Regions from separate parts of the Mus musculus genome. Here all the other regions are linked to region 3. Evidence: chromatin contacts called from ENCODE POLR2A ChIA-PET data. All regions are on one chromosome and are shown on one strand. Each heading gives the region's core, a stretch centred on a gene start or an enhancer-like site at or near the end of the contact. The rest is flanking DNA. Distances are from core to core; before and after follow the strand shown. Region 1 holds the start of Cstf3 (cleavage stimulation factor, 3' pre-RNA, subunit 3). Region 2 holds the start of Qser1 (glutamine and serine rich 1). Region 3 holds the start of Tcp11l1 (t-complex 11 like 1).

Region 1 (4,079 bases), core at 1,336-3,835, 120 kb before region 3:
GACTACTTTCATTGAGGAGCCTCAAAGATCTTGATCCAGCAGCAACCCAAAGGAAATTCATTATTAATGTAGACTTTATAGGGGAGAGGTCTCTGAGTTTATCGGATTAATTAAGGCACTAGATAGGATATACGGAATGGTGGGTTCTTGTAGTCTGGCAAGATCATCTGTGATCTAACAGATATAATGGTATGCCTCCAGACCCATTATTCTACAAGTGGAGTCAAGAGAATAAGGAGTTCAAGCTACATGAGACTCTTGTCTCAAATACAAATGCAAAGGACCAGCAAGGACTTAGTGGGTAATGATGACAGCCATCAAGCCTGACGACCTGAGTTTCATCCTAGAGGCATTTACATTGAAAGGAGAGATCAGATTCCCATAGGTTGGCTGAACACACAAAAACAAATAATAAATGTAAAAAGAAAATTAAAATAGACAAAACCTGATGGGTGGTGGAGGCACATGCCTTTAGTCCCAGCACTCATGAAGCAGAGGCAAATAAATAGATCTCAGTGAGCTTGAGGCCAGCATGGACTACATAGGTTGAACTCTGTCTCAAAACAAAAACAAAACAACAACAAGAAAAAAAAAATCAAAAACCGAAACAACAAAAAGACAACACCCCCAACATGTAACATAAAACCTAGAGATAGCATAAACCAGCCTGCCTCCATTTTAGACTTGAAAGCCATCTTATAATAAAGACAAGCCATTCCTGTTTAAGATTGGATCTTTGTTTCTCACGGATTGGGCTATGCCTCACCTATTATTTTAACTACTAATGGTTTTATATGGCCTATTCCAGGAAATGGCAACCGCACCTTTGTTTCAGGGGGTAGTTCTGATCACCTGGCAACCGCACCTTTGTTTCAGGGGTTAGTTCTGATCACCTGGCAACCGCACCTTTGTTTCAGAAGTGTATTGTGCTCACCTGCTGTTATGATCACCTTCTTTTGACCACCTTGTTATTATCACCTGGCAGCCATGACTTTGTTTCAGGTTATGACCAGCTTGTTATGTTCTGCTTCGTAGCCTCTCTTATTTGCCTGCAAAATCTTCCATTTGACAACTCTCTACTCTTGAACTATAAACACCTGTATCTTCCCCACATCCAAGGCTGATCTCTTGGACCCAGACCTTAGAGACAGCCTGTGTGCATGAAAAAAAAAAAAAAAAAAAAAAGTCTTGCTTTAATTAACTTGATCATGATTTGGGTTGGTGGTCTTTCTCCTTGCATCTGTGACATTAACAATAACCTCTTTAAATGTTTTGATGAATACACGCACGCATAGGCGTGCACACACACATGCACACATATATACACATAAGCTATTTTATATTTCTGGCTTAATTTTGTGGCTATTTTTAGATTTATATATTTATCTTGTGAGTGCCTGTGTGTTTGTAAGTGCAGGAGTTTGCAAGCCATAGTGCATGTGTGGAGGTCAAGGAATAACTTCCTGGAGTCGGTTCTATCCTGTCAACTCATTGGATGCCAGGATCAAACTCAAGTTTTTTGGCCATCACGGCAAGCACCTCCACTCTTTGAACCATCCTGGCTCATTGTGGATATTTTTCTAAGTCAGTCACATCAGCAACAGTTTAAAAGAGTAACGCCCCATTGAGGGAGACTTCTGAAATATTCAGACTCCATTATCAAATGTTGCAGTGACTCAATATATGTACATTTGATTCATGCATCTATTTGCTTAAAAAGATATATGCATCTCATTGTATGGCCCTCGTCCGTGGGCTCTACACACCAGGCTGCCCTCAGAGATCCATCCAGCCTCTGTCTCCCGAGTACTGTGATTAAAGACTTGTGCCACCACCGCTCAATAACCTCCTGGTTACTCGTAAGCCAAATAAGAGCTTTTACCTTTTAAGTTAAATCTTAGCTGCTGTTGCTATTCCTATCTTTAGGCAAGGAAACAGAGACGCAGATAATGCAAATTGCCCAGTCTACTCCTCTATAGTAGGTGAGAAGTCTGGATGCAAAGCAACATTCCTTCGCCACTATCAACGCAATTTTGCAGATAAGAGATCGTGGTGAGACGCTAAACTAAAATCCCCGGTCTAATAGTGAACGGTGACAGCAAAAGTAAAAAAAAAAAAACAAAAAACAAAAAAACAAAAAAACAAAAAAACAAAAAACAGACTTGATGTGTTCCTCTCCTCCCCAAGAAAAGAAAACGTACAGAACGCGTTAGTAGACTCCTTATTCCCGAAACACGAGAGGTATTCACTAACTCTCAACGCTATTCCCTAAAATGGTCAGTTTGCCTGTACAGAGCGGATTGGCAGTCAGGCTTCAGCAGGGAGGAGCTCGGCTCTGCAACTCAGTCGTGAAATTCCAAGAAGCGCGGGAGCTCCCAGGCCAATCGGGTGGATCTTTCCGGCCGGCCTCGGAAATCTGGACAGCGGCGTCATCAGTTCCGGGCGTGACGTTAGCTCACGCACTGAGCCCGCCCTCTGGGAGCGCTCTGCGCTTGTGCACCTCCAATAATCCGGGAGTTAAGCCTCAGCCCCGCCCACTGTCCCGGAAGTGAATACGGAAGCGCCTCACACCCCCTCTGCCGGCTGGGGCGCAGCCATTTTAATTCAAATCTGAGTGGGCGGCGGCGGCGGCGGCGGCGGCAGCGGATTTGGCGGCGGCTTTGGCTCTGAGGGACAGGGGTAGTGTTCCTGGTTTTGGTGGGGTTTGCCTTTAGTTTAATTTTCCTTTTCTAGCTTCCCTTTGCCGGCTGGTGCGTACGTTGTAGTCCCCCGAGGCCATGTCAGGAGACGCAGCCGCGGAGCAGGTGAGGAACGGGAGCGGTGGGGCCTCGTGGCGACCTCTTCTCTCTCTAGCCCTGTGGGTGCGAGCACCCCGTTCGCGTGAGCAAGGGCCCTGAAGAGCTAGTGAGCCCGGGGATCGGGAGCGCATCCCCCGAAGTCTCCCAGGTTTGGGCTTCTCTGTGGCGTTCGTACGAATAAGTATGGGACTTAGACAATGGCAGAGACGTCGCTTCGCCCTGGCCATTGCAGTTTCTTCGGTCGGGACGGTGTATTTCATACCACTTTAGTGTTCCGGTAGTCCCAGATTGTTCTAACGTGTATCTGCGCTGGCAGTGTTTTCCTCGTCTGCCCCCCAGTCCTCTGTCCCCAGAAATAACGAAATCAGTCTGGAAAATTCGGCCCCCGAGAGAGCGAAGGTAAAAAGAGCCACGGCTCTTCCGAGCTTTGGGGGAATTTTGTGGATTCGCTTTCTTCCCCTCTCGTTTAGGAACACTTTATTTTTGCTTTTACGACCACGCAAACATTGCAGAATTTGGTAAACTGAAAACTCGAAATGTGCTTTAGTCACTGTAGGCACCATCTGTTTGGATGGTTAGATATGAATGATACATAAGTATTTTACAAATGGGACTTTTAGATAGGAGATCTCACCCTTTTGCTGTTTGGCTGTTTGTTTGTTTTGGATAGGTTTTCACAGTGTAGCCCTGACTAGGCAGGACCTTCTGACAGGATTGCTTCCTTGGCCTCCAGGCGTCCATCTCCATGTTTGGTTCTTTTGCTCTTTTATATCCTAAATTTTGTAGGCTAGTGTTTGGCTTTTACTGTAAAAAACAAAACTGAGTTTTTGAAAGGTGTGTGTTTTGATCTTGATCCACGTATATTTAGTTTTAAAAGAAAACAAAGTCCTAAATTTCTTATTGCTATAGCAATGAAATACGCTTGTATTTTTATTTCTTTTCTTTTTCCCAAATCCCCAGCTAATAAAATAGAAATTATTGGAGGTTGACAGATGAGGTAAAATAGGACTGTATGTTAATGAAGTGTAGGCAAATTAGAACTTAATTACTTTGGTGACTGAAACGCTTGAGGACCAATTTAATTCCAAGTCTTGGCAGTGCTTTTGCATTTTATCTAAAGTCAGGGTGCCCACGAATGCAGTGTCTTTGAACTATTTTTCTAAAACTGTTTATTTTACTCTACTCTTACCGGGCTGGCATTTTTATTTTCTGAAAGTGAAGGAGTGGTGTTGAGGTTTCATTGGATGTGTCTGAAATTCACTGTTTTATATAAATTTGTAA
Region 2 (4,097 bases), core at 968-3,467, 100 kb after region 3:
CCACAAAAGGGAAACAAAAACATTCAACTGATACATGAATTACGAAACAGCTTTTCTAAATGTTGTAAAAATATGATTAAGCTTTTGAAATGCCCAATCTTTAAGGACTCTGAAGGCACAGTCCGGCTATAGTACTTTGGATATAACTGAAATCAGAGGACATTTGCCTGGCTTGAAGAAAAGTAATGCACAATTAAGAAGTGTGAGCAGCCCTGTACAGATGGCCTAATCCTAACACAACATGTTAACAAAGCAGGTTTTATGGGGGAGGGGAAAAGCCTGCATTATCTACGCTATAATTTAGCTGACCACACCCCTCCAAAATGTTTTAAAGCAAGGGGTTAGGGAGTGGATCTAAGGACCAGCAACATCCAAAACAATAACAAAAATCTTTTAAACTTGTTTTCAAACATGCTTAGGTAGTTATTCAGAGTTAGACTGATAACATTTGGAAAATATGGCCAGTCAGCTTTTGCTTTTTGCCTCAGAGGTATTCTGCTCAAACAAATAACAGACAATAACTAGGCAGGATTTCAGTGTTATTTACCAAAAAGAAAAAATATTTGAGATATAAGAAATGCTACGCATTACCCATCATTGCTGATCTCTGGAGAGAAAAAATTGTAAGTCATATAGATAATGTAACTGTTCTCTGTAAAATGATAAACTACCACCAAAAATAACCAAGGAAGGGTCTAATATTCTTCCTAAAAATTCTTCAAAATGTTTTATTTACAATAACACGACACTATAGCTATTTCTGTAAGACCTCAGCGTCTCCAGTTAGCTCGAAACTGGAAAAATCACTTTCTTTTTAAAAATCCGGGCTCTTTTTAAACAAAAGATTTTTCTGAGGTTTATAATTACTCTTTTATTGAAGCATTATTATTTTTCTTTCTTTCATAATAACTCCGAGACTATCTAAGACAAAGACTAGTTAATTCTTTACACATCTATTCTAAATCATGAATGCGGCACTTTCATAAAAACAAAGGTAATTAGAATGTGTAAAGTGAAATAAAAAGTTCACTCGTGTCGTTTAAATCGTTTAGAAACCTGGTGAGATCACATAGGTACAAGGCTTCCTGTTGGTAGCTGAGGATGAAGTCATTACCAGCCAGGATTTCCCTGTTCTTGGGTCAGAAGCTATACCTACTAGATCGAGTATTGTTTAGGGGAGGCGGTTTTTAAAAAGTACCCCGCTCCCAAAGCCAGACCACGCCTTCCAGTTATCATTCGAATGTGACCATTTCAAAGTGTAGTACTGCTACACATTTCTCGCGAGCTTAAATAGCAAACAGGAGTCCCCATTTTGGGGTCTACTGCCCATGCTGGAGAGCCGCACTATACAATGAAGTGGAGACGGAGAAGCATGCTTTGGGTCTTCGACCTCTAGAGCCTTCTTTGACCACCAGCCCTCAACGCTTCCCAAAACTCAGTCACCCCCAGACACTGAAAGCCAAGAGGGAATCTTGACTTCCTGCCGTTGTTAAAAGCAGAGGAAACCCAAAAGCAACTTTGAACGCGTGGAACACTACATCACTATAAACATATGTCACCCAGCCCCTGCTTTGCATTCGTGTCCCGCCCTGGGGGTTCTCTTGCAGCCCAGTCATCCCAGGACCCCCAGTGTCAGCGACACGGCCCCGCTCCTCGTCATGCCCTGCCACCGCCCTCACCTTCACACTGCCGAAGCCCCCAACACCACATTGTCGGCCACCCAGATTCCAATACAATGGAATGTCACTGCCCAGGACTCCGCGGCGCCCCTTTAGGCCTCCCCGCGGAGTCAGTCCCGGTTCCCCAGATACCGAGGTCAGCCCGGAGCTTAAACTTTACCATGTGGGAGTCCAGCACCGAGAGGTGACTGCGCCCCTCCATCCCACCCAACCTTCCCTTTCTGCCCCACGCCCCGACCCGCCCCAGGAGCGAATCCTGCACCATGCGCCCCCTCCCAGCCGGGACCACCCGCCAGGAGTTGTCCACCGCCTCTCCCGGGAGCAAAGAAGGGCGCCTCGAAGGCTCCCCACCCGGCCTGGGCCCCCGAGAGGGGCGGGCACAGGCCCCGGCGCATCCGCGGCCTTTCCTGGCCCAGTGAGACCCCGCGCCCACCCTCTCTACCTGGCCTTGAGGCTGGGACTGCTGCCGCTGCAGCTGGGGCTGGAGGCGGCGGCCGGGACCCGGGCTTCGTAGGCCCAGGCGGGGGCAGCGGGCTGCGTGGCGGCGCTGGCGGGGGGCGCGGGAGGCTCAGCGAAGCCCGCGGGCGCGTAGTGCGCGTCCATGGCGGGGGCTGAGGCGGCGGGGGCGGGCGGGAGGCGCGGGGAGGAAGAGGCGGTGGCGGGAGCTGCCCCTCACATGGCGCGGCCGGGGGGCGGGGGCGCCTGGGCGGGGGAACCGGGCTGCGGCGGGCGGGCCTCGGCTCGGACGTCAGGAGAGCGGCGGCGCCTGCGGCCGGGACGCGAGGCGGCCACAGCGCCCGCAGCCCGGGCGCCCCATGTTGTTGGATTTCCCAGGATGCACCTCCCGCGCCCTCCGCCCGCTCGTCGCCCCGCCCCCCTCGGCGCCCCGCGCTGCTGGCTGCGGATTCGGGAGCCGGGCCGGACGAGGGCTGCTCCGTGGACGCCCTAGCGGTGAAGAGAAGGCCTACGCGCCGGAGCACCCGCATGGGTGCGGACAGGAGAGGGCTTGCCAGCACTGTGCCTGGAGTTCGTTACTCTGCGCTCCCGGGTTCTTTGAAGGAACTCAAACACTCGATTCCCGCTTGTGATTTCTTTCTCTGCGCCCCAAACCACAGACAAGGGACTGTTGCTTTGCAGTACTCGCTTCCTGCCCAAAGTTTGCTGGGCTTAGAGGATCTGGTTCCTGCTTCCTGGGGGAGATTTCTATTCAAATTGATTCAAATTCAAACGAATTTTGCAGCCCTAGCTGAATGGGCCTTTCCCAGGGGCACTTATTAACTGTCCCCACCCCCCACCTTGGGGATTTTCTTACTCTGGAGTTCAGAATCTTCTATCCCAAGATAAATACCGCCTCATCATTGATTAGTCCAACTACCATCTGGATGACTTTAATTACAATACATTCGAACTCACTATGCACTTTGTTGGGGCTCTCTGCTCAAGATGTTTAATCTCTGCAAGACTCTACCCAAACATTGCCTTATCGGACTTCTAAGCTGTGTGGTGTGAGTAATTTGATGACTTTGAGGTCGTGCCTACCCGAACTGTTTCTCCTTATGAGTAATGAAATTCAGGGATCATATGAATCGTTTGGCTTGTGATCCATAAGTTGAAAGTTAAAACTAACCGTGAAGCTTAGATTTAATGACTATCTCTCCTTTTAAAAAAAATCAATATTGGCTTAACACCTATCACGTGCTTAGCAAAGAGATCTCTCAAGATAAAGACTAGCACAAAGGTTTAAGCCAATCAGACAGGCGTAACGGAAGACCTAATAGAGCTGATACTCTCTATCTCTGGTGACTATCTAAACTTCTGTAATACCTGCCATTAGATCTGCCATCCCCTCCGAGACTGATTTTGTTCTGAGACTATGTTTTCCTCCTGGCGCCTTCATTCTTTTGTTTCTATGCTGTTTTTAGTGAAAAACCTTCTGCACCTGTGACTCTTGCAGCCTGGTCCCCCGGTGGGGAAGAAAAGAAAGTAGTGGTAATTTACAAATGAATTCGAAGGTGTGGACGCAGTAGACCTTTCCAGTTTTATGTTAATCTCATTAAGCATTTACCTAGGATATCTTTGGAAAGTGGTTTTCCTTGAGGAAGGAATTTGCCAAATCTCAGATCCAGCTGAGAAGTACGGCAAATATCCTCCTCCCTCTACAACATTTACTTCCAGCAGACTGGTGATCTGGAGTCTAAATGAAGCAAGTCTTCACAACTAGCTAATATATTTATAAGTACTTTTGTGAGCACTAAATTTTTGTCTCTGTGGAACGTGTGGGAAACGGAGTGGTATGCTGTAAATGTTTTATAGAATTTAGTTGGAGATACAACCAGTATTGAAGGGTGAGTTTACAGATTAAATCCAAACAAGTGGCAGTAAAACCTTTATAGTCTTTACAACAGTATGCAGTTTGTT
Region 3 (3,583 bases), core at 102-2,601:
TGAAAACAATCTAATCAGAGACGGACAGGCATGCTTGCAAGGAGCCACAATGAAACTCAAATTAGCATGACGCTGCTATTCTGAAGAGGAGGAAGCTGAGAAAACTTTCCCAGAAAAGATGACATGTGACCTGTCTTTGAAAGGAGTAGAATTTCACCAAGTTATAACGTCGGGGTAGGGGTGAAAGGAGGGGGGTTTTCATTCCTCCAGCAGAAAAGCCAGTGGTGCCTGAAATGGAAAAGTGGCAGTAAGCAAAGATGGAAAGAGGAATTGGGGGTCTGGTGGGGAAAGCGCTAATTTGTACTCTAAAAATGAAATGAAAAGCTTTGTCTAGATTTTGAACTTCTCAAGAGCCAAGATCAATCATATTCTCCATAAATGCTCTATTAGTATACCCCTAAGCCCCCAAGCCCGGCAAACAGATACTCATTTGTTGACAGACATAAAACCCTGTGTCATCTGTGTGATGTCACTGTTAGGAGGGGTTGTTCAAGGTGTTTTGGGTAGCACTGAACCTGTGGTTTAAAAGTGACAATAACTTCAGTAAAAGTGGCCCATTTTTCTTAAAATGTCCTATTCCCCCATCACTACTGAGGTCTCATTCTGTGTCTTTACTGTGGCTTCAGTTTTCTACAGTTAAGTGCCTCCTGGTTTCCTGCATAAGGGTACCCTGCGGCCACAGACTGCCACACCACCACCATTCCACACTGGCAGCTATAATTAAAGAGTAGTAGGATTATGGGGGGGGGGGTGCTATTTAATTGCTCTCATTCATTCACTCAACAATCATAAAACCCTATGGTACCTAACCAGGAAACCGAGGGGGAGGATCCTGGCACGGGGACCGGCATCTGTCGGAGCTGCACGCCGGCCCAAGCTGAACACAAAAGAATCCTCCAGAAAGGGTCTTTCAAGCGAAAAGAAAAGATCTCTGACCCCCGGCGCCGGGAACCGCGTTCAGATTTCGTCGTAAACAGCTGTTTCGGTCGGCGAGGGCAGGGGCGCGCCGGGGAGTCCGGCCTGGAGGGTGGGCCTCACCCATCCCTGTTCTCCTCCTCGCTCCACCCTGCATCCTCGGGACCCGACCGGCTGGGAGAGGTCCAGAAACCGGAGCGCTTTCGCCCGGTGGATCCCGGGCCGGCCCGCCGGCCTCTGCCCCGCTCACCTGCCGCGGCGTCGGCGACCACCCAGGGTCACTCCGGCTGCGAGTACCGCGGGGTCCGCGACGCGAAAGGGGGGGAGCGATGCGCGCCGGCCTGGGCGCCTGGGCCTCGACCCCCGCCGGGGCGCCTGGCTCTCCCCGAGCTGCGGGCCGTCCTCTGTGCCCCGCGTCGGTGGGCAGCGCCGGCCGCGCTCAGTGCGGGGCGGGGGAGGCGGGATGCGCCTGCCCAGCGTGGGCGGCGCCATGCTCCTGTACGGACCGGCGGCCGGCTCTCCCGCTGTCACCAAGGGGCTCGGGAATCTGGCGCTCGGAGCTGAGCTTCACTACGTTTTTGTGTGGAAAGGCTGATGCGGGCCCGGGGAGGGGGGCGGCCGAGGGAGTGCGGTGGCCCCCGGCTCGAAGTCGCTCCGGCCGCACAGGGAGGCGCCATGTTGAGGTTGGGCAAAAGCGGAGGCGATGGCGCGCAGTTAAAAGTGTGGTAAAGCGCAGGGCGCCTTAGAAGCTACTTTCCCTGCCAGGACTTTGAAAACTGAATATTCCATCAACCAGGCCAATCTCACTCCCTTGCCTTCATTTTGGACACCCACACACTCACAGGCTCCTTTTGGATTCTGAGCCCTGGCTTGAGCGGTCCCTTCGAAGTGTTTGGGTGACCGAGGCTTCAGCTTGATATGAAAAGAGGCGAGAGCAGCGGTTCCCTAGCTCAGCCCTTGGAGAAGTTGCGTTCCAGAAAGGAAGATCATTTCCCCTAAATATCATGTCCCTGGGTCCATAAAGTTGGGGCGGGCATGATCATTGTTGTACAAGAAAAAAAAAATTAAGCCAACAAAAACATCACCCCACTCCAAGCCTGGGGCGCTATAATAGCTAACTTCACTAACAGAAATACTTTGTCATCTGTCTCTATCTTAAATAAAAGATAGGAATCTTTGCTACTTTGTAGATTCTCCTCCCCCACTCCTTCCCCCTCTAACACTAGACCGAAGAGAAATAAGCATAGAGGGGAGAGACAGAGGACAGAGGGGGTGGGGGTGGGAGAGGGATTCTTGATTGATTGATTTGGTTTTTCGAGACAGGGTTTCTCTGTATAGTCCTGGCTGTCCAGGAACTCACTCTGTAGACCAGGCTAGCCTCGAACTCAGAAATCCACCTGCCTCTGTCTCCCAAGTGCTGGGGTTAAAGGCGTGCACCACCACGCCCGGCTAAGGGATCCCTGAATTTAATTTCTTTCCTTTTTTCTTTTTTTCTTTTTTTTTCTTTAAGCACTACTACTAACAAACCGCATATGTAAACTCCGGGCCCCACCTACTGTTTATATATCACTGAAAAGTTTCCAGAATTCCCAACTCACACAATCATAGAAACTATTTGCAGCTCGCAAAACGGAGCTGGAGCTCGAGGCAAATCATTGTCCGCTGTTGCAGACAGTCCTAAGCAGTTCCCCCATCCCTATACCTGGGATTAAAATGAAAGCACATTTTAAAATTTGTGGTTTTGTTGGGCTTTTTTTGGTTTTTGGAGACAGGGTTTCTCTGTGTAGCCCTGGCTGTCCTGGAACTCACTTTGTAGACCAGGCTGGCATCGAACTCAGAAATCCACCTGCCTCTGCCTCCCAAGTGCTGGGATTAAAGGTGTGCGCCACCACTGCCCGGCTTGTTTGTTTTTAAAGATTTATTTACTTATTTTATATAGGTACACTGTAGCTGTCTTCAGACACACCAGAAGAGGGCATCAGATCTCATTACAGATGGTTGTGAACCATGCATGTGGTTGCTGGGATTTGAACTCATGTCCTTTGGAAGAGCAGTCAGTGCTCTTAACTGCTGAGCCATCTCTCCAGCCCTGTATTTGTGATTTTAAAGAAACTAAAATTCCGAATTTCTCAAAAATGTCACTACATGATTTAACTGCTTTTTAGTGCTTTATTAACGAACTTATTTATACATTTTTTAACGGTCCCAGTTTTAATGGAAGGTGTATAGCGTGCTGCATTGCATCTTGAGGCTGAGTTGCTGTGTGTCTGCTTTTTGCAACTGAACAGAGGAATGGAGCATATAACTAACAAGAAAAAAGGCCCTCCTGCCTGCCTCCGAGACCTGGAGGATCAAGTCACCTCTGATCCCCTGAGCCTGGGGGTCTCCCCAACCCAATTGCCCTTCTGAAGTCAATTCCCCCAGGAGCCTGGCTAGGACAGCCCCCAAATGGGGGCAAACAAGGAACGGGATGCTCAGTCCCCCTTCCAGTCACTTTAGGAACAGTACTGTGTGACAGCAGCAGGAAGAGCGTCCATGGGCTTGTGTGGCAGCCGGAGCAGGCTGGCCAGGTGCCTGCCCTCATTCTGTGCGCAGGATGATATGGATGCCTGACTCCGTGAACACGGGCCCACTCATCTCCCCAGTCCGTAGAGCAAACGATGCATCC

The links. ChIA-PET counts read pairs that join two places held with the same protein, here RNA polymerase II (POLR2A).
Region 1: POLR2A ChIA-PET joins it to region 3 with 13 read pairs in embryonic stem cell. The contact joins the promoter of Cstf3 here to the promoter of Tcp11l1 in region 3. POLR2A ChIA-PET finds 5 or more read pairs at or near these places in 4 of 5 experiments (Patski and embryonic stem cell).
Region 2: POLR2A ChIA-PET joins it to region 3 with 12 read pairs in Patski. The contact joins the promoter of Qser1 here to the promoter of Tcp11l1 in region 3. POLR2A ChIA-PET finds 5 or more read pairs at or near these places in 2 of 5 experiments (Patski and embryonic stem cell).

Annotation. Positions count from the first base shown.
Region 1 is chr2:104,587,899-104,591,977 of GRCm38, forward strand. Cstf3 (cleavage stimulation factor, 3' pre-RNA, subunit 3) reads left to right here and starts at 2,586. Exons shown (of 21, transcript NM_145529.3): 1 at 2,586-2,804. The coding sequence starts at 2,778.
Region 2 is chr2:104,814,479-104,818,575 of GRCm38, forward strand. It overlaps Qser1 (glutamine and serine rich 1), which reads right to left and starts at 2,218. Exons shown (of 12, transcript NM_001123327.2): 1 at 2,122-2,218. It overlaps 2310047K21Rik (a long non-coding RNA gene), which reads left to right and starts at 2,444. Exons shown (of 3, transcript XR_003953885.1): 1 at 2,444-4,024.
Region 3 is chr2:104,710,811-104,714,393 of GRCm38, forward strand. Tcp11l1 (t-complex 11 like 1) reads right to left here and starts at 1,352. Exons shown (of 10, transcript NM_177190.5): 1 at 1,166-1,352. It overlaps Gm6306 (predicted gene 6306), which reads left to right. Exons shown (of 1, transcript NR_166704.1): 1 at 1-2,093. Pin1rt1 (protein (peptidyl-prolyl cis/trans isomerase) NIMA-interacting 1, retrogene 1) reads right to left here. Exons shown (of 2, transcript NM_001033768.2): 2 at 3,116-3,583. The coding sequence ends at 3,496.